Regions from separate parts of the Homo sapiens genome. Here region 2 is linked to region 1. Evidence: chromatin loops called from intact Hi-C (ENCODE). Cell type or tissue: B cell. All regions are shown on one strand. Links, peaks and the distances in the headings refer to the core of each region. The heading gives the core; the rest is flanking DNA. Region 1 holds the start of LOC107984254 (a long non-coding RNA gene). Region 2 overlaps CPEB3 (cytoplasmic polyadenylation element binding protein 3).

The links. Hi-C counts contacts between places; a loop is a spot of excess contacts. Peaks named below come from ENCODE experiments on the same cell type or tissue, not always from the same donor. Only the 100,000 strongest peaks of a DNase experiment are listed, where the experiment ranks them.
Region 2: a loop joins it to region 1, with 2.0 times the contacts of the local background. A loop is called at or near these places in 2 of 110 quality-filtered maps.

Annotation. Positions count from the first base shown.
Region 1 is chr10:92,105,166-92,120,911 of GRCh38, forward strand. It overlaps CPEB3 (cytoplasmic polyadenylation element binding protein 3), which reads right to left. Exons shown (of 10, transcript NM_014912.5): 7 at 5,911-6,029. It overlaps LOC107984254 (a long non-coding RNA gene), which reads left to right and starts at 7,218. Exons shown (of 2, transcript XR_001747551.3): 1 at 7,218-9,714; 2 at 9,840-10,363. It also overlaps the pseudogene SDHCP2. In B cell, for the core only: no CTCF peak of the experiment used is centred there; no DNase peak of the experiment used is centred there.
Region 2 is chr10:92,172,672-92,188,417 of GRCh38, forward strand. It overlaps CPEB3 (cytoplasmic polyadenylation element binding protein 3), which reads right to left. Exons shown (of 10, transcript NM_014912.5): 4 at 8,292-8,348. Among named protein-coding and RNA genes, the nearest start is that of CPEB3, 110 kb to the right of the region's middle. In B cell, for the core only: a CTCF peak has its summit at 9,186; no DNase peak of the experiment used is centred there; H3K27ac peaks cover 295 bases.

The DNA of each region.
Region 1 (15,746 bases), core at 5,209-13,208:
TGGCTTAGCCGTGAATTCTAAGATGTGGACATACAAAACCAGATTCGAATGGGCCAAGATAAAATTATAGTTATGTGTTAAGAGGTACTAAGCAAAGAATGAAATACCTGTAGTAAACACATCACAAATGAAGGACTGAGACAATCAAGGTGTTCTATAACTTAGTCTCTATCTATTTTGCCCAATTTAATTTCTCTCTATTCCCTTTCACATATTTGTGCTCCATCTAACCAACCTAAATATTCTCCATTCATGTCACACCATTTCCCATTTTTGTGTTCATGTTTTTGCCTTTCTCTGAAATTTTTATTCCCTATACTTCCACCCTTCTCTTGGCCAACTCCACATTCTCCTCATCCTTCAAGCCTAATTCAAATGACACTTCATCCAGGAAGTTTTCTTTCATCATTCTAGGTATAGATGAACTCTCCAAAGTACATAATCTGTATCTTATTCTTTTGTTTTATCTTTGTTACTTTGGCAAATATTTGGGAACCTTTTATGTGCTAGGTTCTATAGATACTGTGTATTTATATACTTGTTTTGTGGGTTTTTTTTTTTTTTTTTTTTCTGAGACTGAGTCCTGCTCTGTCTCCCAGGCTGGAGTGCAGCAGCCCAATATCAGCTCACTGCAACCTCTGCCTCCCGGGTTCAAGCAATTCTGCCACAGCCCACCAGTAGCTGGGATTACAGGCGTCCGCCACCATGCCTGGCTAATTTTTGTATTTTTATTTTATTTATTTATGAGATGGAGTCTCACTCTGCCACCCAGGCTAGAGTGCGATGGCGCAATGTCGGCTCACTGCAACCTCTGCCTCCTGGGTTCAAGCGATTCTTGTGCCTCAACATCCCGAGTAGCTGGAATTAGAGGCGCCCACCACCATATCCGGCTAATTTTTGTATTTTTAATAGAGACAGGATTTTACCATGTTGGCCAGGCTGGTCTCGAACTCCTGACCTCAAGTGATCCACCCAGCTCAGCCTCCCAAAGTGCTGGGATTACAGGCATGAGCCACTGCACCCAGCCTATACTTATTTTATCTATGCATTATACTATTAACCTTTTTTTTTTTTTTTGGCTATTCCCTCATTACCATTTAATTAACTTTTGGACACAAGATTTTATATCAACTCACAGTACGTTCTGGTTCACAGTAACCAGTACTGTGCCTTGACCACGGCAGGTACTCAAACATGGTCTGAAGGAAGGCACACCATTTTAAAAAGATGGCTCTAGATAGGGATGGAGATAGCTACGATAATAGGTAACATTCACGATACATGATGTGGTGATCAGGGAAGGATTCATGAAAGAGATGGCATTTGTAAGGAGTCTTTAAGGGTAGGAATTAGAAATTGAGATGGGAGGCCAGGTGCGGTGGCTCACGCTTGTAATCCTAGCACTTTGGGAGTCCAAGGCGGGTGGATCACCTGAGGTGAGGAGTTCGAGACCAGCCTGGCCAACATGGTGAAACCCCGTCTCTACTAAAAATACAAAAATTAGCCAGGTGTGGTGACACATGCCTGTAATCCCAGCTACCTGGGAGACTAAGGCAGGTGAATCACTTGAACTCAGAAGGCAGAGGTTGCAGTGTGCTGAGATCGCACCACTGCACTCCAGCCTAGGCAAAAGAGCAAGACTCTGTCTCAAAAAAAAAAAAAAAAAAAAAAAAAAGAAAGAAAGAAAAAAGAAAAAAAGAAAAAGGAAGGAAGGAAGAAAGGAATCAAGATGAGAGCATAGATATTTCTGTTTGGTTAAAATATGGGGTTCAGAAGGAAAGCAGAAAAAAGCAAAGTTGGAAAAAATTGAAGCCAGATTGGGAAGGTCTTAAATAGCTGGGAAAAGGATCTGGACTGCTTTTGTAACCAAAGAGGTGTGAATGAAAAGTGCTACAGATCCCACTCATATACAAACAGGGGGAGGAGGAAACACCAGAATGACAGACACATGGGACAGAATTAAAAACTGAAGAATTAAATTGGCCTTTATTTCCAGATTCCTTATTCTTACCATTCTTTTCGATTTTCATTTTTCAAGTTTTAAGTGGATGACCACATTACCTGAGCAATAACGTAAAGAATGGATCCCCACATAAGCATACTTTAGTTTGGTAATATGGTTTTTAAATTTATAGCAAAATCACTCTGTTGTATTTCAGGATATAGAGAAATTGTAGTCGTGCTATAAATAAATCATAAGGAGCAGGAAGCAGGAAACTCCTCTGATAATCCTTTCAAGGTGTTTGCTATCCCACATCTCTGGCCAACATGTTCTAGAACCTTAAATAGCTCCTTCTCCACCTTCTTTTCAAGATTACTCTTTTTCAGCCCCTATCTCTGCTAGACCTTCTAGGTCCCTTGCTCTATTAGCTTGCTGTCTTGAACCTTCAGGTTCAATCTATTAATATAGTCAAAAAATAGAGTCACTTTGATGAGAGGGACCACTGTGCACAATGTCTGCCTGCTTCACTGGAACCCTTGCACATGGACACAGCTGTCTTCTGATATGCCTGGGATACCTGAGCTATGAAACTCCTCTTACTGGAGAAGGAAAAAAAAAATCATAGATCTAGAAGCTCCTCAATACCTCCTCTTGCTCTTGCCAATTTGTCTTCCCATTCTTTGGAACTGAGGAAGTCAACTAATTAGGCCATAAATACAGTTCCTTCTGCAATCTTTCAGGACCAGACCTATACACAGAATAGTCTGAGTTGAGTAATTTAATAAGAAGTAGTCACTGATGAAAAATATCTCCCTAACACAACCTGAAATCCACAAATTTGGAATTCATTTGAGTTAAAAAAAGCAAGTATGATCCTGGACAAGATGGGTGAAAGGAGACCTCACTATCAGGTTCTGCATTAGAAAAACAATCTGATTAATCTGTTCCAAAGGGAACAGGAGTTTGAGGGGAAACGATGAGAAAGAAAGATAAAGGGTAGAAAATCTGCAAGGTCATTTTAGAACATGGTGTATTTCCAAGAAGAAATCCAGGGAGGGTCAGAAAAAATGAAACAACAGAACAAGGGCACTGGGATCCTGAAAGGTAGAAAATAAAGGCTAGCCAAGCCAAAAGCTGGGAGCAAGGAAGCACCATGGCTCAAAAAAAGTTTGGTGAGTGAGCACCAAAGGTTGACTTTGCCTTGAGCTACTGCCAAGGTCCTCATTTACTTCCAAAGGTTCAACACAGTTCTTACTTTTTTTCCCCTCATGGGAGCATGCACAATGAGGTGGAATGTACCAGAACCTAGGTAGGGACATATGCATAAATGAGGCAGGGGGTGGTGGTGGGGTGGTAGATGTGGAGCTAAAACCAAGTAAGAGAAGTTTTCAAAAATAGAGCCAAAAGAGTAGAACCCAAAATAGGATCCAGTTCATTAAAATTGCAGGTGTTTGGGGACTTTTAAGTTTCCTATCCTAAGTTTTACTAAAACTGTTTATGCTGGAAATTCTGAGTATGCCTGGGTCAAAGAAATGTGTGATTGGCAGTCGCCATTCAGAATTCACCAAGCTACAATAAAACTGCTGCACTTGAGCTCAGAAAATGAAAACTGTAATAAGGCAGAATTTGCCAAAACACAAACAGTGAAAGCTAGTTTCCCCATAAACATTTCCAAAACAGATTAATTCTACTAATTATTTTCAAAAGTCCTTCAATCCAAGGATAATACATGTGTTTCTACTGAAAACACTCAAGAGTAATGGCATTGTCACCACAACACCTCCATCTGACCCCTACTGCTGCTCACTCCCTGCTCAAGAGACATCCTGTCCAGCTGAAGGCTTGTCCCACAAGGCATATTATTCTCCTTCCCTACAGAGCCAGTGACACGATTCTTCCAAAGTATATAAACTCTGCGTGTTCATCTCTAGCTTCTTAACCTGCATGGACATAACTATTTCAACATGTACTACTATCCCTCTGCCTTTTTATGTAGAAAAATTTATTTCTAATCCTCTCCTACAGTGTGTGACCTTAAACCTTCCCAGCTCACTCCAGCTTCTCTCCAACTGGCATGCCAGTAGCAGAGGCTCTCTGGAGGTTGAGAATTTACCTCTCAGATATCTGATCCTACCAAATTGGGTACAGATTTTTTTTTTTTTTTTGAGACAGTCTCACTCTGTCGCCCAGGTTGGAATGCAATGACGCGATCTCGGCTCACTGCAACCTCCGCCTCCTGGGTTCAAGCGATTCTACTGCCTCAGCCTCCCAAGTAGCTGGGATTACAGGCACGTGCCACCACCCCCAGCTATTTTTTTGTATTTTTAGTAGAGAAGGGGTTTCACCGTGTTAGCCAGGATGGTCTTGATCTCCTGACCTCGTGATCCACCCACCTTGGCCTCCCAAAGTGCTGGGATTACAGGCGTGAGCTACTGTACCTGGCCAGGTACAGATTTTTTGTGTGTGTGGAGGGGGACTTGTTTCTTCTTTGGGTACAGACTTTCCAAACTCATACTACTCCAAAATTTGGCAACAGCCTCCAAATTTGAAAATTACAGTGGCACTTTTATACTGGCTAAAATCCTTGCCTCTTTTTCCACATCATTTGCTTACTCTCCAATGAATACTCTCAATATCCCCATTCTTTAGTAGTTCTTTCTTCTGCTTTAAGTGCTGCACTCTCCCCTTTATAGGTGGCCAAGTCTCAACATCATTTTTTAGCAAACAGTTGTAAACCCTGTTAAAGATGTCATCATCCTTCTCAACAGATATTGCCATATAGCTGAGTTCTAATCTTGCTCTATTGAATCCTATGTAGGACTGACAACATTAGCCAGTTAAATTTGTACAAGTATCTGACCTCTACCAAATGCTTTCACATTCATTTTCCTCTTATCTGAGCCTCTCAACAACCCAGGGAAGAATGATTATTCTTCCCATCTTCCAGGTGAGGAAACCACAGTTCAGCAAGGATTAGATGATTTATTCAAAGCCAAGCAGATATTTAAATACAAGAGTCAACACTCAAACTTCTATATTCAATCCAACTATTTCCCCATGCACATTTCTGAAAATAAACCTAGCTGCTAAGTAGGCCCTACATTTCCAGTGCTAGTCATACAAAGGCCGCTGCAGGCCCTGTGGTATATACAGCTCTGGTCTCTTGCCCACTCTGTGTCATATTTTTACTCTATTTGCCACATCTAGCACCAAGCCTTGACACACAAACTCACCTCACCCTACCCCTGCCAACTTCCCACAGATCCCTACTTCTGTCACATAAATGAAGTTCGTTTATTCTGCTCTGAACATGATCTTGCCCCTTCTCCACTGATAGCTCTTCTGCCAGAGGAAGGACACAATCTTCCTCCCTTATCCAGTGACTTACTCATTCATACTCTGGCTCAGAAGCCACAAACTCTTAACCACAAACTCTGTATTATGGTTTTAGCTCCACGTTCTCTGCCCTTCTCCTCTCCTGCTCTGTTGAAACTATCCATTTTAGAGTGTAAGCTCCTGACCCAGAAGGCTCTATTTAACTAGCTGTGGGTACCACCCAGCACAATGCCTTGCATTCAGAGGCACATAAACATCAACAATTATGACCTTTTTCAAAAATAAATAACTCCGTTCTTGATCTGAAATAATGACGGAAACCAGCTGCCAAAACCGCTAAGAGCATTATTTACCTCGATTCAGAATTTCTGAATAGGAATTAGCTTAAAAGAGCTGTAAGTGAAAGACAAGGACATATTTGTTTACACACAGTCCCAAAGGTATAAAATGAATACTGAGTAATTTGTTGTTAGTTTCCCATCACCAACGAAAGTCCAACTCTACTGCATAGCAAGGCCAAGCTGGGTAAGAGGATCCTAGTTACCAGCATTTCCATTATCAGAAAGAGGAGGTCAGCTATTCCAATAGCATATGTGCTCTGGAAAAGCAACAGCTGGCCATGTATTACTTACTGGCTTGTCCTTGATGGTGGGGCTTGACACACACAGGTAGAGTTTCCCATCTTCTTCTAGGCAGGCATCTATCAAAGCTTGTACTGAGCTTTCCTCTTGGAACAGCAGAAAGGCATAGCCTTGGGGAGAGCAAAAACAAAAGGGTAGAGGAAGAATCAGTACATTAAACTCAAAGTACCAATTACAAATTATCTGTTGTTTCATTTTGGCAAATTCTTACTAAAATCTAAGAAGTTCAAGTGGGACAAAGGGACTTTGTCCAGGAACTAAGTTAGGTGCTCATTGATATTACCTTGTTTAATTTTTACAATTACTCACAGAAGCAAGTTTAGAACACATCTATGGAATTTCCACTAAATACATCTGGTTATCCTTAATGAGGGCAAGTGGACTCACCATTGGCCTTAGCCACAACTAACAAGTAGCCAGGAAACAAGCACCACCTGCTTTCCAATTTCTACAAAGCTCTAGGCTGGCCACATGCCACAGGGATAAACCTTGAAAATATTATGCTAAGTGAAAGAAGCCAGACAAAATATGTCCAGAACCAGCAAATCTATCAAGACAAAAAATAGATTAGTGGCTGCCTAGGATGGGGAAGCTGGAGGGAATAGGCACTGAGTTTCTTTTTGGGATGATAAATTTTCTAAAATTGATTGTGCTGATGATTGCACAACTCTGTAAACATGCTGAAAACCACTGACATGCACATGTCACATTGGTGAGTTGTATGGTATGTGAATGATATTTTAACAAAGCTTTGTTGACACACAAACACACACACACAAAAAGCTTCAAAAAAGTTTTTAAAAAGGCCAACAATAAGCTGGTGTGCTTTTGCCTGCTATTTCTGATGATGGTGCTCTGCTTCTCTAAGAGATACCCTCTTGGCAGAGTACAGTAGGTCTAGAAAAATGGACATTAGCTGCAGGATTTCCATAGACACAGCCAGTTTTTTTCAGTTTAATTCCATAAGATTTACCGAGTAACTGATACAAGTGGGACATATCCATGGTTTATGAGAATACTAAAATAAGCAAGACCACGTTCCTTTTTTTTTTTTTTTTTTTTTTTGAGATGCAGTCTTGCTCTGTCACCCAATCTCAGTGCAGTGGCACAATCTCTGTGGTATGATCTCGGCTCACTGCAACTTCTGCCTCCCGGGTTCAAGCAGTTCGTGTGCCTCAGCCTCCCAAGTAGCTGGGATTACAGGCGCCCGCCACCACATCCGTCTAATTTTTGTATTTTTAGTAGAGACAGGGTTTCACCATGTTGGCCAGGCTGGTCTCACACTCCTGACTTCAAGTGATCCATCTGCCTCGGCCTCCCAAAGTGCTGGGATTACAGGTGTGAGCCACCACGCCCGGCCCCAGGTTCCTCTTGTAAAGAAACTTATGAAGTAGATGAAACAAACATTTAGACAATTAACTACTCACTACAAAGCTGAGGGAGATAAGTGGGGACAAAATGTGTCACTGAAATCACAAGGAGCAAAGGCCCAACTTGGGAGAATCAGCAAAGACTTTAAAGAGAGCAACAGATATTCAAGGGGCCACCTGTGGCACTTGTGGCCACACTGGCATTCATAAATGATGACAGAGCAAAGGCCCGTCATGAACTAGTCTAAGCTTTCAACTTCTCTACAACCCTGCTAGCTTTGCTAAATCTCTCAGCTGTCATTCCTCAACTCCCAACTCTGCTACTAACCTCAAAGGAAACCATCATCAACACAGTTCTTCTCTGGTACATTGCATATCAGAAGAATGTAAATGGCAGAGAAGGATAAGAATCCCCACATACAGAAGATTCTCACACATCAGAGGTGTTTAATTCATAATCAACTGGCTAAGAAGCAAAGCTCTCTGGAGTCCTGGGCAACATGTAATGACAGTGGCAATGGATAATGGCTATTCGTTTTTAGCCTTTTCTCCAACTCCCCATCTACTATACAGAGCATCCAGGCAAATATAGCAGAAAAAAAGACCAGCCACTCCCTAGCATAGCAGGCAGAAACTAACACACAGGAAAAGGCACCAAATTGAATGGGCAGCCATGTAGTTGCAAGAGAGAGACTGCCAAGGTTTTAGGACCAAGAGCTGTTTTCTGGGCTTTGGTCTCATGCTGCATAGGTCAGAAGATTCTGTTGATGGCTAGTCAGGAAAAATAAAACCTGACTGCAAAACTAGAAAAGACAATACATACATCATTTCTTCATATCCTCTTTTGCAAACAGTATTGAACTATCACCAGGTGCCAGGGAATCTTAAAAATTCAGTGTTTTCACTTAATATGAGAACATTAATTCTACTTACTAAAGATAATATTAGAGATAAGGTGGGTTAAAAAGTCCAAATATCACAAAGAGGAGGTCTCAGCAGGTTCTTTCAAACCTCCTCTCTTACCAAGTTAAATACTGGTACAGATATCCACAAAGATCATAAGCATATTGAACACCCTGCAGTCAGAGTACTCCATCTATGTATATATTGTATTATGTACACATCAAAAAGGCCTGGTGATAGGGAATGCCCAGTGAGTTGGGGCTTTCTCTTATTCCTTGCCTCAAGAAGGCCTCCTGGCTGACTCCATTTTTCCTTCACATCACTGCCCACCCTCTGCAATCTTCAACATCAAATCCAGTTTTGCATTGACCTTGGGCATCCAAAGAAAAGGCGGTTGTCTCCCTATAGCAGCTGAGCAGCTCCCACAAAAGCACGCAGATTTTCACTTAGGCCCATCTCACAGCCATAAAATATCTACACTGGCAGTAGATAGAGTAAAAACAACTGGGAGTCACAAGTAAAAGCCTGCTACAAATACTATTATCAAGAGAAATATCTATAAACAATTTCTCCTTTCCCAGGAAATGGTCCATAACAGTTTACCAATTTCTTTAGGATGGCTCTTTTACTATAAATAATCCTGTGTCAAAACAATTATCTTTACTCTGAGGTCACCAAGCTGCCATTTTCTGTAATGGCAATATTCTCTCAGCACTGTAGATAAGAGACATGGCTAAACTCCCCCCAACCCCCCAAAATCTGGGCTGTAGTTCAACAATTTCTTCTAACTCTACTTCCCACTTTAGGCCTTCCAACCAAAACAGAATTCACCGGAAACACCCAAAATCACTCTTGAAAACAACTTTATGATATCTTCACCTGCTAAAACACCTTCTGATACTTCAAGGTCAAGCAAACCCAGATGACAACAGAAATCAGAGGATTTTTTAAAATCAGGAAGAATCTTTCGAACATATTTCCCTTTTGATCTTGAAAAATTTAAAGTCAAAGTAAACAAAGTAGAAAAAGATCCCTTCAAGAATAACAAGGTCAATGTGAGGCGGAAATCCAATCAATGATTTACTAAAAGGTAAATTGCACATGGTACTAGGAAGTGTTCTGGACTAGGAGACAGAAGGTCTAGATTCGGGTACAAGTCCTAACATTTAGTAGCTATGTGATAATAACAGCTAATAGCTAACATTTGTTGAGATTTACTATGCACCAGACACTGTTCTAAGTGCCTTGTGGACATTAACTCATTTCATCTTCACACACACCCTATGTGGTAAGCCCTATTTTGAATTCTGCTTTATATTTAAGGAAATTACACAGAGTGATTAAGCGACTTGTTCAAGATCACCCAGTAAGTGGTGGAACCATGAACTTGAATATTAACATTTCTGAATCCTGGCTCTCTTCTCTGTCAAATGAAGAAACCAAATATTTGTCCCAATTACCTTACAGAGATGTAGGTTGTAAGATAACGTATAAAAAGGTGTTTCATAAACTAGGAAGTCATGTGAGTATTGATTTTTCTTTTACTGCATTTTCAATTATTTCTGTAATAGATAAAATTAAAGTTGAGTTTTTGCATATGGTCTCATTACAAACATTAGAATTCAAATTAATAATATGCACTTTCAGCCGGCAGAGCCGCCTGGCAGCTCCTCCTCTTCTCCGCCCCGGCGGCCGCGGGCGCGGGGGACGTCAGCGCTGCCAGTGTGGAAAGAGCTGCGGGGCGCGGGAGGAGGAAGTAGAGCCCGGGACCGCCGGGCCACCACCGACCGCCTCAGCCATGGACGCGTCCCTGGAGAAGGGAGTCTCGGTCTCTTGCCCAGGCGGGAGTGCAGTGAGGCGATCTCGGATCCCTGCAACCTCCGCCTCCCGGATTCAAGTGATTCTCCTGCCTCAGCCTCCCGAGCAGCTGTGACTACAGGCGTGTGACACCACACCCGACTAATTTTTGTATTCCCAGTAGAGATGGGGTTTCACCACGTTGGTCAGGATGGTCTCAAACACCTGACCTTGTGATCCTTCAGCCTCAGCCTCCCACAGTGCTGGGATTACAGGCGTAAGCCACTGCACCTGGCCGGGACTTAGATTTATATTCCCTGAAGTAATACAGGGCCTTAGATGGAATGAACGATTTATATTGGTGCTAATTGGGCGGAAAAGAAAAAGCATTGCTGTAATATGAATGTTGATGACTTTATGTTCTGAAAAATAGTCTGGGTCAAAGTGAAACATTTAATTGTGTTCATTATTCCTGTTTCTTTGAGGAATAGACTATCCTGCGTTAAATTCTACATTGTTAATATAAACTCAAGAGCTATGTGAGCAGTTGTAAATGATCCCATTTAAACTGATTGTTGCGTAATTTATACTGATTACAGAAACCACAATGTTATTTGATGCTCACCCTCTAAAATTTAAAATAATATCTCTCACTTTAAAATGTATGTGAAAAAACAAAAAAAAATTTAGTATGCGATCATCATTTAGTAGAATCACTCAGTGATTTGGATTTGGTCCAAATATAATTCTGTCCCTTGCTTTTTCTGTTATGTAAACGTGCAGACCTGTGATAACAGAGCCATTTTCTCGTCACGATTTGCTTTTCTTCCACAACAGTATCAGTTTTCTTGTATCTGAGATCAGTGATGTCCCAATAAATCAGATGGGTTAATTGAGGAGGCAAAGGAAATTCAAACTTAGGAGAGTAGGAGTAGGGGCTTTGCCTCTGCCCCCCACTGTATGTCCAAGGCATAAGGAACAAGGCCCTGTAGCAGAGTCTCACAGTGTGTACTTATGTTAATATTCAATAAGGAAAATGCCACAGGAAGTAATCACTATAATGATGAAGATTTTAAGTTATTAAACACACCTTCCAGTAAAAAAAAAAAAAAATAATAATAATAATAATATGCACTTTCTATTTTGCATTTGCAAGCATTTGGTGAATAAAGAGAAGTAACCTAGATACTGAAGAAAAGCCCTAATTAAAGTTACTTGAATGACAGGCTGAATATTACTGCAAACAAACAATAAAGTGACTGAATATCTGCTTTCATATATGATTAGCCATTTCCCCCACAAGAATGTCAGATGTAGTATTATTTTCTGATTTTAATATATTTTAAAGTAAAAACCAATTATGCCTATAAACAGAGCTTCTCTATTAGTTTGAAAGGTATTAAAAAAAAAAACTTGGCCAAAAAATTATCAACTTCCTCTGCTCTCTCTTGCCCTCGGACCCAGTAACAGATAATATGATTATAAAACTCTTCCAGTTTCAGAAATGGTAACCTGAGGAGTATGTGGGGGCTTCAGTGATGTGGCAAGCTATGAGAGGCCCTCAGCTCCAAGCCAGTCTATGAAAGCAGACAGGGCTCTGGAGGGAACAGGAACAGTTCCTAGTCACTGTCACCAACACAACCCTGAGTTACAGGTAGAATGGATGGCCGAAAATTCCTTGCTTTCCCACTGATGCCAAACAGGTTGGGGAAGAAGGGTAGAACACTGAGGGATTTTTTTCAACAATCCTAAATTGATCAATGCAATTTTCTGGGAGAAAAAGGAACACCAAGGTTTGGGAAGGAACTTAATTAGGATAATTCCATTTCATTGGCCAGGTGTGTGAAGTGTAAATTTAATTAAAATATTTTTTTCTTTTTGTTTTTTTGAGACAGAGTCTCGCTCTGTCGCCCAGGCTGGAGTGCAGTGGTGCGATCTCAGCTCACTGCAACCTCCGCCTCCCAGGTTCAAGCAATTCTCTGCCTCAGCCTCCCAAGTAGCTGGGATTACAGGTGCCCGCCACCATACCTGGCAAATTTTTGTATTTTTAGTAGAGACGGGGTTTCACCATCTTGGCCAGGCTGGTCTTGAACTCCTGACCTCATGATCCACCCACCTCAGCCTCCCAAAGTGCTGGGATTACAGGCATGAGCCACCATGCCTGGCTGACTTTTTTTTTTTTTTTTTTTTTTTGAGAAGGAGTCTCGCTCTGTTGCCCATGCTGGAGTGCAGTGGTGTGATCTTGGCTCACTGCAAGCTCCGCCTCCCAGGTTCAAGCCATTCTCCTGCCTCAGCCTCCCGAGTAGCTGGGACTACAGGTGCCTGCCACCACACCCGGCTAATTTTTTTGTATTTTTAGTAGAGACGGGGTTTCACGGTGTTAGCCAGGGTGGTCTCGATCTCCTGACCTCATGATCCGCCCACCTCAGCCTCCCAAAGTGCTGGGATTACAGGTGTGAGCCACCGTGCCCAGTAGTGATTTTTTTCTTTTAATACCTGAGAACACATTAAGTATAACAACCTCCAAAATGTTCTTGGCTACCTTTCAAAAACAAAGCTTCCTGATCTCTTAAATACATAATTTTTCATGTTTTTTTTTTAATATTTGATACCTAGTACAAATTATCAACAACTCTACTACCACAACTATCAGGTACTAAATGCTCACAATGTTCTAGGCACTTTGCTAATAAATATTTTACATGTTAGCTCATTTTATCCTCACAGTAACTCTATGAGGTAAATACAGTTGTTATTATTACCATTTTACAGATGAGGAAAATGAAGCTTGGAGAGGTTAAGGGAATTCTCAAATTAAAACCCAGGAATGAAATCTGGAATTAAACCAGATCAGTTTCCAGAGCCCATTAATTTATACTACCTCATCTAAAAATGGCAAGATAAACTTTTAAATATCCCTAATACAGAACTTGCCTTTAAAATGTCCTTATGACAGTGACCATTTGACAGTTTTGTTTTGTTTTGTTTTGTTTCAAGATGGAGTTTCGCTCTTGTTGCCCAGGCTGGAGTGCAATGGTGTGATCTTGGCTCACTGCAACCTCTGCCTCCGGGGTTCAGGTGATTCTCCTGCCTCAGCCTACCAAGTAGCTGGGATTACAGGCATGCACCACCACACCTGGCTAATTTTTGCATTTTTAGTAAAAACGGGGTTTCACCATGTTGGTCAGGCTGGTATCGAACTCCTGACCTCAGGTGATCCACCCGCCCCAGCCTCCCAAAGTGCTGGGATTACAGGTGTGAGCCACCGTGCCCGGCCTGACATTGTTTTAATAGCAGTAAGTGGTCACCCTGTGCTTTAGTCCTATAATTTAAGGCCTATGTAGATATAATTGCTACAAAGCCCACAAAAACTATATTAAAGGATATTCTATAAAACAATGGGCATGAACTCTTCTAATGATATAAAAGACAAAAAGCCTAGGGAACTGTCTAAATTAAAGGAGATTAAAGAGATGTAACAACTGAATGTGGAACCCAAGATGGCTGCACTCTTGCTGAGACATGTTGGTCGACATTGCCTCCGAGCCCACTTTAGCCCTCAGCTCTGTATCAGAAATGCTGTTCCTTTGGGAACCACAGGCAAACAAGAGATGGAGCGGTTCTGGAATAAGAACACAGGTTTAAACCGTCCTGTATCTCCCCACGTCACTATCTACAGTTGGTCTCTTCCCATGGCAATGGCCATCTGCCACCATGACACTGGTACTGCTTTGAGGGCAGGGGCCTCTCTTTTTGGCATGTCAGCCCTGTTACTCCCTGGGAACTTTGAGTCTTATTTGGAGCTGGTGAAGTCCCTGTGTCTGGGGCCAGCACTGATCCACACAGCTAAGTTTGCACTCGTCTTCCCTCTCATGTATCATACCTGGAATGGGGTCTGACACTTGATGTGAGACCTAGGAAAAGGCCTGAAGATTCCCCAGCTATACCAGTCTGGAGTGGCTGTCCTGGTTCTTACTGTGTTGTCCTCTGTAGGGCCGGCAGCCATATGAAGAACGGAGGTTCCCAGCATCATATTCCTACACATTATTACATTCACCCATCTTTCTGTTTGTCACTCTTATCTCCAGCCTGGGAAAAGTTCTCCTTATTTGTTTAGATCCTTTTGCACTTTCAGATCCCCTTGGAGCAGTAGAGTACCTTGTAGAACATAAGAGTGGAAAAGGGTCTAGTTTTCCCCTTGTTTCTAAAGATGGGGTGGCTGCAAAAATTCCCATTTTTTGCCCACAACTTGCCTACTCTGGGACTAGAAGCAGTTATTCTCTTTCCATATTGGGCTTTGATTTGTGCCAAAGGTCAGCTTTTGGTTCCTTCTTCCTGAGACAGTAGAAACAATACCAGCTCTGTGGCTTCTGCCCTGGGGACTGGGGGTGAGGGTTTGGGTCCCACTGCCTGTGGGTTGCTGGCTTAAAGGACAATTCTGTTCACTGGTGAGAGCCCAGGCCATTAACACCTATGCAGTGTTATTCAAAGAAGAGAGGTGAGGGTGGAGGGGAATTAGTCTATCCCAGCTAGAGGGAGATAAAGAGGGCTAGTTAGTTCTTAGAGCAGCTGCTTTGAGGAAGAAATATATATAGCTATTGACACAAGAGGAAGATCCAGAAAATTATCATTGAACATATTAAAGGTTACTTATTTTTCTTGCATTTCCAGAAAACCCTCTTAATTTTATGCTTTCTCATCGAAGTCATGCACCATTTTTTTCTGAAACTAAATTAAAATACTCATTAAAGAAAAAAATCTAAGTGCAAGTTGTTGTATCCCTTGAGTGGATCTTGGATTTAAAAAAAAAACAAATTGCGCCAGGCGCGGTGGCTCACGCCTGTAATCCCAGCACTTTGGGAGGCTGAGGCGGGCGGATCACGAGGTCAGGAGATGGAGACCATCCTGGCTAACACAGTGAAACCCTGTCTCTACTAAAAATACAAAAAAAAAAAAAAAAAAACCAAATTGCTACGCCGGGTGCGGTGGCTCACACCTGTAACCCTAGCACTTTGGTGAGGCCGAGGAGGGCAGATCACGAGGTCAGGAGATTGAGACCATCCTGGCTAACACGGTTAAACCCTGTCTCTACTAAAAATACAAAAACAAACAAACAAACAAACAAACAAACAAAAAACCAAATTGCTAGGCCGGGCACGGTGGCTCACACCTGTAATCCCAGCACTTTGGGAGGCCGAGGAAGGAGGATCACGAGGTCAGGAGATTGAGACCATCCTGGCTAACACGGAGAAACCCTGTCTCTACTAGAAATACAAAAAATTAGCTGGGTGTGGTGGCGGGCGCCTATAGTCCCAGCTACTTGGGAGGCTGAGGCAGGAGAATGGCCAGAACCCAGGAGGCGGAGCTTGCAGTGAGCCGAGACTGCACCACTGCACTCCACCCTGGGTGACAGAGCGAGACTGTCTCAAAAAAAACAAAAAACAAAAAACAAAAGAAAACAAACTGCTGTAAAGGACATTACTGAAACAATCTGGATATTTCTTGTTCTCAGGAGATATGTGCTGAAATATTTAGGAATGAGAGTCTACAATTCTTTTTTTTTTGAGACAGAGTCTTACTCTGTTGCCCAGGTTGCAGTGCAGTGGCATGATCTCGGCTCACTGCAACCTCTGCCGCCTGGGTTCAAGTGATACTCCTGCCTCAGCCTCCCAAGTAGCTGGGATTACAGGCAAGTTCCACCACATCTGGCTAATTTTTATATTTTTAGTAGAGACGGGGTTTTGCCATGTTGGCCAG
Region 2 (15,746 bases), core at 4,729-12,728, 67 kb after region 1:
CCCTGAACCTAAAAGTTGAAAGGGGGAAAAAAACTGCATTTCAGTTTCACACACTACTCTATCATATGGCCATGTTTTGTCTGGATAAGAAAATAGTCCTGGGGTAAAGTTGGTGCTCAAGAAAAGTGGATTTTTTTCCATGTTCTGGAAAAACCATAGTAAGCATTACAAAAGCACAGAGGTCTGTGAGACCACTTCGTAAACTGCTCATTGCTAGATCTATATGTGTTATAACCATCTTTCAAAAGGAAGAATTAAAGCACATCTTTTAGGAAGAAATTAAGGTGGACTGGATATTCTCTAAGACTGTTAGACTGTGCTTTTCACAGTCACACTGAGATGTTTTCCCAGTCCTCCTTCTCTCTCTTCTGATCACCCATATTGAGTGCGTATTCAACAGGCCAGGCATTATACTTCAAGCCAGGGACCAACTGTGAATAAAAGCTAGTCTCTGCCCTCTTGAAACATACACATTAAAGAAAAACACCAACATTAAATAGTTAATTACAAGTGGGGTGAATGCTGTAAATGTGAAGTCCAGTTTCCACTGCCTATACAAGTGGAGAAAACAGGGAAGTCCACCGGGAAGAGTAAGTAAATTTTCAGTTTTCTGCATCTTCCTTATTTGGTTAGAACTACCCAATACTGTCACTTTAGACACATTCACAAATACAAAGAACTTCTTCCAAAATGCAATAAAGTCAGTCAAGAACATTTCAGACTTCACTTATTGACAATATTCAATATCAGGCCATGTAAACTAGGTTTACCATTCTATTTTTCAGGAAAAGAGAATTTACTAAGCATTCAGAGCATAAACAAGGTGACAAATAATAATAATAGAGAAACTATTTTCCCAAAGACACCGAATTTGCATGTTTGTGTTAAGGTAGTAAATAATAATAATAATAATGTAACTACTCTTAACAATTAAGTTTCTAAAGCAAAAGGTACCACCCTCAACCAGGAGGCAAGAGGCTCTGCTCCTAGCTCCATATCACCCTGGCCAATTCTTACAGCCTTTTGAATCTCAGCTTTCCAGTCTGTAAAATGAGAAAGTCAAAACAAAACCATCTCTTAGGTCCCTTACCATGTTCATGTGCAGCATCCAACTAGAATGGTTTGAAATTTGAGTACTTGGAAGTCATGGAACATTACTTATTCTTCTAATTTTTTCATTTCTAAATTAGCCATCCTTTACAATGTATTCATAGCACAACCATATATTAGTTTTATTTCTAAACCTGTTCAGATAGAAACCTGTTCAGACAGAAAGAGAAAATCTGAATCTTGTCTTCAAAAAGTTAAAAATTCTCAGACAAAATGTCTTTAATCTGAGAATCTCAAGATAATTCCTTTACTATACTTTTTTATGCTACCAAGAAATTATTTACTTATATCCACTCACAGTGAACAGAAACAACAATGTGTTCTTCAAATTTTGGAAAATGCCATTTGGAATTCTAGCAAAGCTGGCTTTATTCCCATTCTGGCATCAGGTGCTCAGCTCCCTCTCTGCCACTTCCTCTCAGCTGAGCCTCTCCCCAAGGAGTTCACTCCCAGCAGAGGATAAAAGGGAGGGGGAAGAGGAGGCTCTGCAGCCACACAGGGGTCTCTGCCCAACACAAATGTTCATGTCAATGCCCTTTCACATTGCCTCTTTTGATTCCACAAATGCACTGGCAGCCCTCAGTTCAAATAGAAATATAAGCAAAACCTTCTAAAATGTTTTCAAGGCATTAATAAGAGGAAAATGTAGAAAACAGAATAACCTAAAGTTCCAAGTTTCTTGGTGTATCAGCTATGTATACATTGTTTAACAATCAATGACCTCAGAGCTTCTAAAGAGGTGAGTGTCTTTTTTTGGCTTAAGATATCAAAATGTTTATATATCAATTCATGAGATACAGAAAAAATAAAGAAGAAAGATATCAAAAGTTTAAGTCTTCAAACTACTTAGGTTTTATTCTAGGAATCTTCAATTTTGCAAAGTTACAAACTTTGATAAGGAAGAGTGAGGGTAAACAATCATCTTTCCTTGTCAGAAGGGAAGTGGTACTTCAGAATTCTAATTTATCTCCTTATAACTTGTAACAGACTCTAATTACATCAAAGATCTCGGAAAAGGAATGGCAGGAAAACTTTTAATTTAAACAATATTGAATCTCTGTTATATTACAAAGCTATGATCTTCAAAAAAAGAAAAATTAACTCTTTAGAAGTATCTTCTCTGGGTAAGACTATGCTTCCTACTTCCCAAATGTAGCAGTAATAATACCCTATTTGTACGTGTGCCTTACTTCATCTGAATCTCACAAAAACAATGAGGTAGAGTAAATATCCTAACTGCCCACTTACAGGTTTTCAAGCAAAGGCTTAAGGAGATTCAGAAACTTGCTCAACTAGATGCCATCATTACACATGACTTCTCCAAGATCTAAGCCCTCAATTTTGTCCTCTGAAAAAAGAAGACAATGTTACTACAAAAATTCCTTTCTTGAAGTTGTGGTATTTTGTCACAATAGATTAGTTTACATTTTCCAGAATTTTATATTAACAGGATCATCTAGTATGTATTCTTTTGTTAGCTTTTTAACTTAGCATAATTATTTTGACAGTCATTTATGTTGCTGCATGTATTAATAGTTCATTCCTATTTATTTGCCGAGTAGTATTCCATTGTATGGATGTACCACAATTTGTTTATCCACAATGCTGCTTTGAATATTCGCACATATGTCTTTGTGTGGACATACGTTTTCATTTTTTCTCTTGGGTAAATTCCCAGGAGAACTCCCGCATCATATGATAGTTGTATGTTTAACTTTGCAAGAAACTGTCAAATTGTTTTCCAAAGTGGCCGTATCATTTTATTAATACATTCCAAACAGCAGCGTGTGACACTTTTTAAAGTGCCAACATCACAAGATATTTAACAACTGAGAAAGGCCAGTAGGATCCAAAGACAGTGCACATTTGCATGTTCCAAAGTCAAGTAATAGAAAGTATTTCATCCAGAGAAAAAGATTCACACAAAAACAAATGGAACCACATCTCAATACAGCTATGCTAGCTTATGTGATGACTTACAGGTGTGCTGTCTTCAATTCCATCAGGAAAGCACCTATCTAAACGTGGCCGGGTGTGGTGGCTCACAGCTGTAATCCTAGCACTTTGAGAGGCCATGGCAGACGGATTGCCTGAGCTCAAGAGTTCGAGACCAGCCTGGGCAACATGGCAAAACCCCATCTCTACTAAAAATACAAAAAATTAGCCAGGCATAGTGGCGTGTGCCTGTAGTCCCAGCTACTCGGGAGGCAGATTCAGGAGAATCGCTTGAGCCCAAGAGGCAGAGGTTGCAATGAGCCGAGATTACACCACTGTACTCCAGCCTAGGCAACAGAGTGAGATTCTGTCTCCAAATAAGTAAATAAATGTAACCAAATGACTTACAGGTGTGCTGTCTTAAATTCTATCAGGAAAGCATCTACCTAAATGTAAACAATGTGAGATAAACTTATATTTTTGAAACTAATATGTAAAGAAAGAAAGATCTTTAAAGGTAATAATAAGCCTGTTGCAAACATTCACAATAGCAGCTCATATGAGCATTATCTACAAATCAGGCACTATGCTAAGCTTTATAAAAATATATATATAACCACTTTCCTGATTGCTATCTCCATTTTACAGGTGAAGAAATCGAGGCAAAGAGGAGTTAAGAATGTGGCCTCAAGGCCATATAGCTTGTAAAGAGGGAATGGGATCTACCTAACTCCAGATGATGCCTTTGGCTTTGCTAATTCATTGCTGCATCTTCAAGTTTCACATGCCTTCCAGCCTGCTTCAAAGACATCTTCCTAGAACTGAATGATACTATTCCTTAAGAAACACTATTCCCAGTTTCTGCTTTTGTACCTATCAAGCAACTTTCCGATATTTATCTGTTTTCCCAAGCCCATTTTCTACTTGGAAAAAGAGGAACTGACCAGTCAAATGGAGTAAAGACCAGGCATGCTGATTTTGAACATTAATTTGAACATAAATTTGGTTTATGTGATGAATCATGGAGGCACCAGTATCCTTTTCTAAGGATCAGCATAATAGAGGAAAAGTCACCAAGTTAGGCATCAATCCTACACAAGACCACGAATGCTAAACCAACTCTACACCTAGAACAAACTTGTCGAACCTGCGTCCCGCAAGCCACATGTGGCCCAAGACGGCTTTGAATGTGGCCCAAACAAATCTGTAAACTTTCTTAAAACATTATGAGATTTGTTTTAAGACAAATTTAAAACAATATGAGTTAGTGTATTTTATTTGTGGCCCAGGACAATTATTCTTCCAATGTGGCCCAGGGAAGCCACAAGGTTGGACATCCCTGACCTAGAATGTAAAAAAGAAAAAGAAAAAGGAAACACAAGCTACTATTAGTATTAGAAAAATACGGATGGTAGAACTACTACCACATATGTAGCTAGAAGAACTCTTAGCAGCCTCCTTCTCCAATGGGAAAAATTAAAATACATTATGCAAACGTCGAGTGTTTTTGTTTAAAAGTAAGGAAGATTAAAATAAAATGGGCAGAATTATTAAACAGTTAGGAAAAAATATATTACCTGATTAAGTAGAAGGGGTATATTGCCTCAGAACTAACTTTATTTTGGAAATATTGGACAAGTGGCAGGTCTTACTGATGGATTGGAGTTTCTTCCCCCTACCTCCCCTTCTATATTCTGTAATACTTGAGGACCTAATATTTTGAGAAAGGCCAAAATTTGGAATGTGCCTCTTGGGTTCCTCCATAAAGGCTGGCCTGCCAATTCTTACTATTAATAGATTCATGGTCTTGAACAGGAAAAATCAGTAGACTCTTTGGTTTACACAAACCTCGCCAATTTTTCCACACCCTAAATGTCTGAAGGTTTACTGGTAACTCTTATTTGTCTTCCATAGTGGTATCCTATCTTTGTCTTCTAAGCTTCATTTTCTGTCTTCTAGATTATGTCAGCAGTGGTGATTCTTGGAGGAAGGTATAACTGGAGGGCATGCACTAGGAACACCAAAAAATGGGAACTTGGCCAATTCAAAGCTGGAAAGTAGTACTGAGAAGAATGTATATTATGACATCTATCTTTCCCATAAAGTCAGGAGAACTGAGGCCATATCTTTAGGAGACAGGTTTTGGTGAGGTCAAGAAAGTAAAAAAAGGATGGAAGATTTTTTGGGAAACATAATGATTGGCAGCTTTCCATAGAGACCTAGGAAGCACAAATTTCACATAGCAAAAAAGGGTAAGAAAGAAAGAACTACAACTGACTCGCATTTTCTTTTTTAAAAAAATTTAAACTGTCTCAATTTGCTATAATTTTCTTAGCCAATCCCTTCTTTTCCGAAAATACAGCTCAACTTCAACCTAGTCCCTTCGATAATCACAATTCTGAATTAACAATGTTTCAGGATTTGTTACTTCTTCTCAATTATTCCTTTTTTTTTTTTTTTTAGATGGAGTCTCACTCTGTCACCCGGGCTGGAGTGCAGTGGCGTGATCTCGGCTCACTGCAACCTCTGCCTCCTGGGTTCAGGCGATTCTCCTGCCTCAGCCTCCTGAGCATCTGGGATCACAGGCATGCGCCACCACACCCAGCTAATTTTTGTATTTTTAGTAGAGACGGGGTTTCTCCACGTTGGCCAGGCTGGTCTTGAGCTCCTGACCTCAAGTGATCTGCCCACCTCGGCCTCTCAAAGTGCTAAGATTACAGATGTGAGGCACCACGCCCAGCGATCTCAATTATTCCTACATGAAGGTTGACAGAAAGGAAGAAGGATAGACCAGTCACGGACAAAAAGTGTTAGGGCAACAAATGGTAGGCATAAAAAGAAAGACCAGGTGTGGTGGCTCACACCTTTAATCCCAGCACTTTGGGAAGTCGAGGTGGGAGGATTGCTTGCAGCAAGGAGTTCAAGACCAGCCTGGGCAACATAGCAACACTTTATCTCTATAAAATATAAAAAATACATACATATTTTAAAAAAGAAGACAAAAATAATAGATAGGTGTGTGTTTGTGCATATGCTACATATGTAAGTCACCAGATGGGCTGGGATCAACTGTACAAAAAGGAAAACAAGGTTTATCCCAGCAAATTTGTCGAAGCTGGCAGGTCCCACAAGTACCTACTATGGAGGATATTTTTGTTCTGATCATCTCAAGCTGGAGTCAACTTTGAAAGAAAACTGATGGTAGGTAATGTAAACATCAAACTCTGGTTGTTCGTATGGTTTATTTTAAGGAGACAACAAGGTTCTTTGACTTTGGGCAGCAACCACAGAGACATTCAAAGATTGATGCACTCTGATATCTGTTGCAACTATGTGTAACTCATCAACATTTGTTATAGGTATCAGCAAAATGGCCGTTTTGGTACTTTAAAAAAATTACAGAATAACAGTATCTTCATGCTGAAAACAATCATTAAGATTACCTAATCACCCCCCTTCTCTCAAGGATTGGAGAAATTGAAGCTAAACAGGGGATTACACAACATGAACAAAATGGAAAGAGCATAAATGAAATCTTGGATTTAAAAGCAGAGAATTAAAGAAAATCAAACCAAAGAGAATAAAAAGTTTTTAAAAAGAAAAATGTCTTTTAGCTCCATTTTTTTCCCACAAAAAATCACAAACTATATCCTCTCCCTCTTGCAGAAGAGGATTCACATCATGTCAATTAGGTCTTTTCTGAGATACACACTCATTCCTTCAGGCAGACACACTACCATACTGTTCTTTTCTTTTACATTCAACTTTAAATCCCATAATCTAACTGAAGTCTTTTCACAATTAATTATTGCTCAAGTTCAGCAAGTTAAGCATGTTTATTAATTCCCATCGACTAGAAAAAAAGTTAGAGGCAGCATAATCTAAATTTAAAGTGACCTTTCATTTAGAAGTTAGAAAATTAGAGGTAGATACTTTGGAATTCTTATTGTCTCTAAGACCATCTCCCTAACCCTGCCAAAAGGCAGGGATACTAGCAATCTAGAAAAAAATATGCATGGAGAGGCTTAGGACCTGCATCATCAAGCACTGCCAGTGGTTCTCAGCAGTACTCATTGGTTGCATGTCAGACCAAGGAGATGTGAAATATATATTTTAGAGATAACCTAAAATCTGTTCTAAAGAACTCCAATGACATTCAACATACCTACTCAAGCAAGAGGGAAAGAAATAATATTGTACACAACCCTAGATTTATCCAGTATGTCTCCCATGTGTATTGAGAGTCAGCTTGTATATCTGGGAAGATGAGAGGGGACAATCTGATATCACTCATTTACTAGAGGAGAAAACTTAAAGTCTAAAAGATTCAATGGCTTATACAGGTCCTTCTGAAAATGAACAATTTCCATTTAGAGACTGTTCTTCTGCAAAGGTATCTGATCCATTGACACTAGGAAGGAGAGCTGATGCCACCCAGATTATTTCTTCTGGTGTTAATTAATATAATGACTTTCCAGTTAGTAAGTTTTTGCTGCTTTAGAACTTGATCAAACAATTATACTGACAAAACTGTTTCAAACCTATAAAGCTGCTGACATATATACCATGCAAATTCCATTAATGGGAGACCCCTGGATGTCCAGCTTGAAATACCTGGCTATCTACCACCATGAAAAAATTCTGAGTTATGTATAAATAAGTTGATTTATTCATTCACATTATATTCTCTACCCCACTTCCTCTCTCCCTTCACCTACCTCCTTCATTCCTCCAACCCAATGGTATACAGCAGGAGTTGGCAAACATTTTCTGTAAAGGGTCAGATGGTAAATAGTTTGGCCTTTGTGGCTCTGCCTTTGTAGCACAAAAGTAGCCACAGACAATCCATAAATGAATGGGTGTGGCTATATTCCAATAAAACTTCATTTACAAAAACAGATCCAGCTTGCAGAGCTATAGTTTGCCAACCCTGGTTTGAAGCAGCAATTTTCAAACTTTAGCCTGAATCACAATCACATACAGGCTTGTTAAAATACAGACCTCCGGGCCTCATCCTTAAGTGTCTGATTCAATAGCCCTGTCATGGGGCCTGAGATTTTAATAAGCTCCCAAGCAATGCTGATGCTGCTGGTCCAGGGACCACACTTTGAGAACCACTAGTACAGAACAATGGTCTATACTCCTTTCAGCGGAAGGTTAAAATGTAACCAACAATCAAGAATGTAGAAACTACATGCTGCAAACTTGACTGCTAATTTAATAGAATATTTCATATGAAGACTTACTGTTAAGTGCCATAATATTATCTGTTCCTGGATGATGGAAATTTATCCCCATGCGTCCTAAAAAATAAAATAATTTTAAGCAAAAAGAATGTTTAATGTAATCATTTCAAACACATCTTAAAATATAAACATTACAAAAATCTAAAACAGATTAATCTATAACAATGCTATCAAAGGCCAAAGCAGTTACAACAGTTTTAAAAATTAAGTCATAAAACATACACATGAAAAGTCTTAAAGCCAAAGTTTCAACAACAAATAAATAAAAAAAAACAAAAAAAGAAGCTTCTGTTATAATAGTCTGAAATTTAACACATCTCCTGCATTCCAATTTAAACATGCCAACTCCTTGGATTAAACATTTTATTTAAACAACCATTTATACTGTCCTTCCATTCAAGCAGCAAAAAAAAAAAAAAAAAAAAAAATAGATTCAAACAAGTATATAAATTTGAAGCTTAGAGAGAATAAAAAGAGAGGTTTCATAGTGGCTCAAAAATGCAATATAATAATCAGAATGGCAACCAGAAGGAAGACGGTAAAATTCATAAAAGAGACAGAATGGGGGAAAATGATTGGCCTAAAAATCTAGGGTTCTGGTGGCTCTCCCTAACACTAACTAGTGATATGACCTTGAATATAATGCTAATCTCCACATGTTCATCCTTAAGTCTATAACAGGAGTTGCAAACGTCTGCTGACACAGCTGGCTTCCTGTTTTTGTATGCCTCTGAGTTAAGCATCATTTTTACATTTAGAAAGGCTTGTAAACACAACCAAACCAAAAATAAAACAAAGAACAATATGTGACAGAGACCATGTGGCCCGTAAAGCCTAAAATATTTACTCTTTAGCACTTCACAAAGTTTGCCAACCCCTGGTCTATAAGATGTTAAGTCAGAAACAGATGCTTCAACTAATGGCCCCTAGGGGCAAGAATGGAAGATGCAGACATTTTTGTTATGTTTTCTTCATTAATTATTTGGGACAAGGAGGTAGATGTACCAAAAGGAAAATTTGAGAGAGTCTTATATGAAAAAAAAAAAATGTACTTAGAAAGCTTTCTTGACCAAATTCCTTCAACAAAATAGTTATTGAAACAATGCTTTTGTGTAAAGCTAATATCTATAAACTTGGCTCTGCAAGGTTTTAATGTTCAATTATGTCAAGGGTTATCATGAAATTCTCAAAAAATGTTAATCTTATTTCACTACCATTGTTTAAATAAATGTCAACAGTATTTTGCGGAGAAAGTATACAGAAAAAGCTGGAGATAAGGTTAAAATGATTGATTTTTACAACATACACAGTTTTATATTACATAATTGCAAAAGAGTCAGTGATCATTTGATGGTAAACTCCGTTACAGGGGACTGGAGGCAAATAGCATTATTAAGTTCTTTTTGCCCAAAAGGAAAGCATCACAGTAGACAAAGCAGGGCATTTGCCTTAAATAAAAAGGGAGAATCATGAATTCCTAAGCAAATGAAGTTTTTGCCTAGACAGGACCATCCTGATTTCTTATTGCTCCCCAGGCTACGATAATTTGTAAAAGGTCATTTCATATTAAGAGGTAGGGAAGGCCGGGCGCAGTGGTTCATGCCTATAATCCCAGCACTTTGGGAAGCCGAGGAGGGCAGATCATCTGAGGTCATGAGTTAGAGACCAGCCTGGCCAACATGGTGAAACCCCATCTCTACTAAAAATACAAAAATTAGCTGGGTGTGGTGGTGGATGCCCATAATCCCAGCTACTTGGGAGGCTGAGGCAGGAGAATCACTTGAACTCGGAATGTGGAGGTTGCAGTGAGCCGAGATTGCGCCACTGTACTCCAGCCAGGGCGACAGAGCAAGACTCCGTCTCAAAAAAAAAAAAAAAAAAAGAGGCAGGGAAAAACAAAACCCTCGCAAGTGAAGCATCACTTATATTGGTGTGTATGTATGTATTGAATGAGAAAATCTTAAATACATCCATAAATAAGAAAATCCACTAGAATTTGATGGATTCTGATAAAACTGTTCTAACTTTATCATGAAGCATTATAGAGCTTTCAATGAAAATTTTTAGTTTTTATCGTTTCAAACCTTATTAGGAAAAAAATGTTTCATCTCTCTCTGGTTTTGCAGAGACAATTTTGCTAGCATTTGTAATATAGTAAAATTATTTTCTTAGATTAGATCATGTTTTCTATTAAAAAGCCATATGAGTAAAATCTAAAAGAACCATCTATTTTTTATAGATTTCATAAACGTTTTCATATTTACTAGAAGCTAATTATTAGGAATTTCAAAAACTACCCCATTGTTAAAAGATACATGTACTGTATCTATATATAATTGTTCTACGTGCCTTACGTTTTTTCAGTTCCTAAGTCATTTTAGAGTCCCTGAAAATTATAGTTGGCAACAAGTGTTATCTCCTACCACCACCTTGATCAGAACCTATAATAGGAAAAACTGTCACCAGAACAAGGCTTTCACTCAGTAGGGAGAAAGTATATTCTCATTTCAACTAGCTATCTCAATGTTCTCACCATCGTTTTTGGATAATCAAGACCTTATTTGGATTCATTATCAAAAAATATTAATATCTATGAAAACTATATGTGATTTACTCTAAACCAGCTTTCATCCTTTTCTGGGGTATTCAAATATAACAATGATTAGCCAGTCACTGGAAAGTCTACCTAAAAGCCCATCAAGACTTCAAAATCACTGCCCATCAGAACTTAAGGAAATCGCATATATGGAGGATCTTTTCAAACTTTAACCAAGGAATATTTAGAGGAGGGTGTGCTATCTAAAAAGTTAGCAATATTCCCTAAATATTTCTAGAATAATAATAAAGGGTTATCAAGGAAATCATGCAAACCCAAATTTAGCTGATCCTTATTTGACTTCTTTTCTTTCCTGTGTCTACCATTTACGGTAAAGAATTATGTAGTTTACAACCACTATATCAAATAAAGTTTTTACATGTTCCTATAACTACTTAGTTTCCCAAATGTAAAGGGGTACCCTTTTTGTCCTCCAGAAGTTAAACATACCTACATGGATCCTTTTTGACCCTTTCCATAAGCTCCTAGAACTTTTCAGCTTGGAAAGATGAAACTGAAAGGAAGCTTGGTAGTTTTCAAATTATTATTCTCTATCGTACGCTGATTACTTCCAACCTAAACTTCCTTATGATGCAGTAAAACAAGAGCCTTAGGCAGTGTTTTGCAGATTGAAAGTATCACTAATTGGTGAAAAGCAGAACACTTTTTACCTTTCTTGGTATTCTCTCTAATTCTTTGACCTCTTTGACTTCAGCAGGTCTCTGGATGAAAGTGAGCAACAAAAGATTTTATAAGAAACTCCAGGCTGGGCACCGTGGCTCACGCCTGTAATCCCAACACTTTGGGAGGCCGAGGCAGTCGGATCAAGAGGTCAAGAGATAAAGACCATCCTGGCCAACGTGGTGAAACCCCATCTCTACTAAAAATACAAAAAAATTAGCTGGGTGTGGTGGCATGCACCTGTAGTCCCCGCTACTCGGGAGGCTAAGGCAGGAGAATCGCTTAAACCTGGGAGGTGGAGGTTGCAGTGAGCCGAGATCGTGTCACAGCACCCCAGCCTGGAGATAGAGCAAGACTCTGTCTCAAAAAGAAAAGAAAAGAAAAGACACTCTGGGTCGAGAAGGCCACATCCATCAGAATCAATTATCTAAATATAATCTAATTTTTCCCCCAACTAATAATGTAATTTTTTAAAGTAAAATCATTCACAGCATCTTTAAGCTGGTTTCTTTACCTCTTCCAAAAGTAATTTTTAGATTATAAAATGCAATATATTTTCATTGGAGAAAAATCACATAATGCAAAAAAATGGAGAAAACAAGCTCACCAAGGATAAGCACTGTTAACATTTTGATTTACAGTTTTCCACGTTAGGGAGTGTATATGTGTAAAGGTTTCTTTTCTAAAATTGAAATTATTTCATAATTTTTTAACTTAATACATTGTATATCTTAAGTTTTACAGTTATTAAGGAATTTTGGAGGAAAATAAAATATATAACAGCAAAAGAAAAACTGATTCCAAATTCAGAAGAGGCCATTTCTTTTTTCTTCCTTTTGTCCAACAAATACTGCTGTTTAATCAGCTGTGAAAATAGAATCAAGTGCGTGACATCTGATGATTTTTGTATAATGTAGTCTGGTGTTGCCAGCGTGACATTTCGTCACCTGTCCATGGTCTGCTATTTTTAAATTGTTCTTGTCAGCTAGCTATCTTTTAAGTATAGTGTAAAATGTAAGATTTCAAAAACTGGAAGGCATACTTGGTTTTACTAAGTTAAATGATGCTGTGGAAATCTGAGACTGTGTCCCACTTTCCCCACTGCACAGGATCTGATAAATAGGGGTGAGAGGGGATGAAGGGAGAGGTTAGAGAATAGGGTTACATATGGTTATTCGTTCTGTTAAAATCACAGTCCCATAAGCTCAATTCACATTCATATTTAAAACACTAGTTATAAAAAAAAAACTATGTCTATCATGATTCAAAGTTTCAGAATCCAACTAAACTCATGCTTTTATGAGTTCAAAATAAAAACTGAAATTTTCATTAATTCATAATTGATTACGAAAGTCATCTCTTTACTTCTACAATATGTTATGAGATAGGGAACAACTGCTGTACCTTCCTCTAATCACTCCCTTTGCTCGAAAAAGGCAAGTACATCAGAAAGCTTCATGTAACAGAATGTTAGTGCCACGTTTCAGAAAGACTTACCAGGTAAAATGCATATTCTACTGGGTTTTATTTCCCACTAACTTTCTCTATAAAGTTAGAGAGACATTGCTTTAGAAAAGTATCTTAAAAATGTAATACTGTGATATGTAAAAATATAGTAAACTGTTTTTTAAATCTGTTTTAAGGAAATGATAAAACTTTGATACTAAAATATTCTAAATATGTTCCAAATAACCAATAATCAAAACCTGTGAGCTTAGACCTGAGGTCAAATCCTAGTTTATTCACATACTAATAGCGGGTAATTTTTGGCAAGTTGTTAAATATTTTGTGCCTCTGTTTCCTCATTTAATAAAGACTGTACTCGAGAACAATTAAATCACAATTCCCAGCCTGGTGTGCACTGGTTCACACCTGTAATCCAGGCACTTTGGGAGGCAGAGGTGGGCAGATCGCTTGAGCTCAGGAGTTAGAGACCAGCCTGAGCAACATGGCGAAACCCTGTCTCCACAAAAAAAAAAAAAATACAAAAAAAAAAAAAAATTAGGTGGGTATGGTGGCATGCACCTACAGTTCCAGCTACTCACGAGGCTGAGGTGGGAGGAGAGCTTGAGCCCGGGAGGTGACGACTGCAGTGAGCTGAGATCGCACCACTGCATTCCAGCCTGGGTTACACAGCGAGACCCTGTCTCAAAATAATAATAATCATCATCATCTTTATCTTTTAAAACTCAGGTGATTTTTTTTTTTTTTTTTAGATGGAGTCTCGCTCTGTCACCCAGGCTGGAGTGCAGTGGCACAATCTTGGCTCAAAGCAAGCTCCACCTCGTGGGTTCAAGCGATTCTCCTGCCTCAGCCTCCTGAGTAGCTGGGACTACAGGCGCCTGCCACCACACCTGGCTAATTTTCGTATTTTTAGTAGAGGCAGGGTTTCACCATGTAGGCCAGGCTGGTCTTGAAGTCCTGACCTCAAGCGATCTGCCCGCCTCAGCCTCCCAAAGTGCTGGGATTATAGGCGTGAGCCACCATGCCTGGCCGCTAAAAACTCAGGTAATTTAAATGCTATGCTTAAAGGATGATTACGCAAATTAATGGGAGGGTACTTATACAAATCACTCAGTTTCTACTTACTGTCTCTGCCCCCAAGAATGTACAAAACAAGAACCATCACTTCTTGCTGACTTAGAACCTGCCCCCTAACAGTTTGTGTAATCTGCTAACTTTCAAACAAGATAAACAGATATGGGCTATCAAGGGAAATAACACAAAAATAGAACTGAGCAATAATTCAAGCCACAGAAGTAAATAAAGAGACAGTATATTTTTCTGGAACAAACAAGCAAATAAAATGTAATGAAGGCATATTTTTCTAAAATAAGAAGACCTCAAAATTCCGTAAGAGGGGACAAATTTTGTGAAAGGCTCTACAATACTAAATTTAAATTGTGATGAATAAAGAAAAATGCCTCTATAACACCAAAGGGGTGGCATTATCTCTTCCATTTTAACACCAAAGGGGTGGCATTATCTGTTTTAAAGCACTATTACTGAAAGATAAGCTATTTTTCTCTAGACACTCTCAGCATACTTTCGAAAAGCAAAGCTTTCAATAACAGTTCTCAACTGACACCTGTTCTTTTCACTTTTCAAATCTCAGTTCCATGAATGGTGAGGGAAGAGAAAATTCAAATACATAAAAATGTTTTACTAGGCACGAACCCCAGATAGTCAGCCAGGACTATTTTTCTGCTGTAAGAGGGAAATTGCATGGGATGAAGAAAAAGTAACTCCTCCCTGTTTTTGCCAAGATGCCTGCTATACTGGGCTTCCCCAGTTAGGGTATACGATCTTACTTCTCTGCTCAATGTGCTATAGTTGGTATTTCCTTACTATCCTTCTAGAGTTGGGAGAATATGATTAATCAAACCTGACCTGACGACCATGAGTTTTCAGAGTGGTTCCATAGGAGCTTAGTGAACCTGCATCATAGGTAGAAAGTCAAGGAACAGCTATAAAGAAGACAATAGGGATGAATCTTTTTCGTTATCTCTTACCCCACCTCTCTCAACACGATTAATCCCCTTAATCCTCATAGTTATGAAGAGAGTTGCATTTTCCTTCAATCCACTAGAAATGAGAACAGAGAACAGTTGCTCCCTCCTACTACATCTGCCAACCCAAGGATTTCTGTACTTCGAAAAAGAAATAAGAAACAGGGCCAGGGCCAGTGGCTCATGCCTATAATCTTAGCACTTTGGGAGACTGAGGTGGAAGGATTGCTTGAGCTCAGGAGTTCAAGACCAGCCTGGGCAACATGGTGAAACCTTGTCTCTACAGCAAATAGAAAAAATCAGCCAGGCATGGTGCCTGTGCCTCTAGTACCAGCTACTTAGGGAGCTGAGGCAGGAAGACTGCTTGAGCCTGGGAGGTCAAGGCTGCAGTGAGCCAAGATTGTGCCACTGCACTCCAGCCTGGGTGAAAGAGCAAGAACCTGTCTCAAAAAATAAATAAATAAATAAAATAAGAAACAGCTGTCATTAGAGTATTACCCTCTTCAAAAGCCTCCTTTCTCATCTCTGAGGCATTCTCTCAAACGAAAAGAAAAGTATATGTAAGACATAGTAAAAAAAAAAAAAAAAAAAAAAAAAAAAAAAACCCAGGAGATTATTACCTTATTCCGTTACAGCCAAGCACGTAGTTTGGGATCTTTAAAAAGCAAA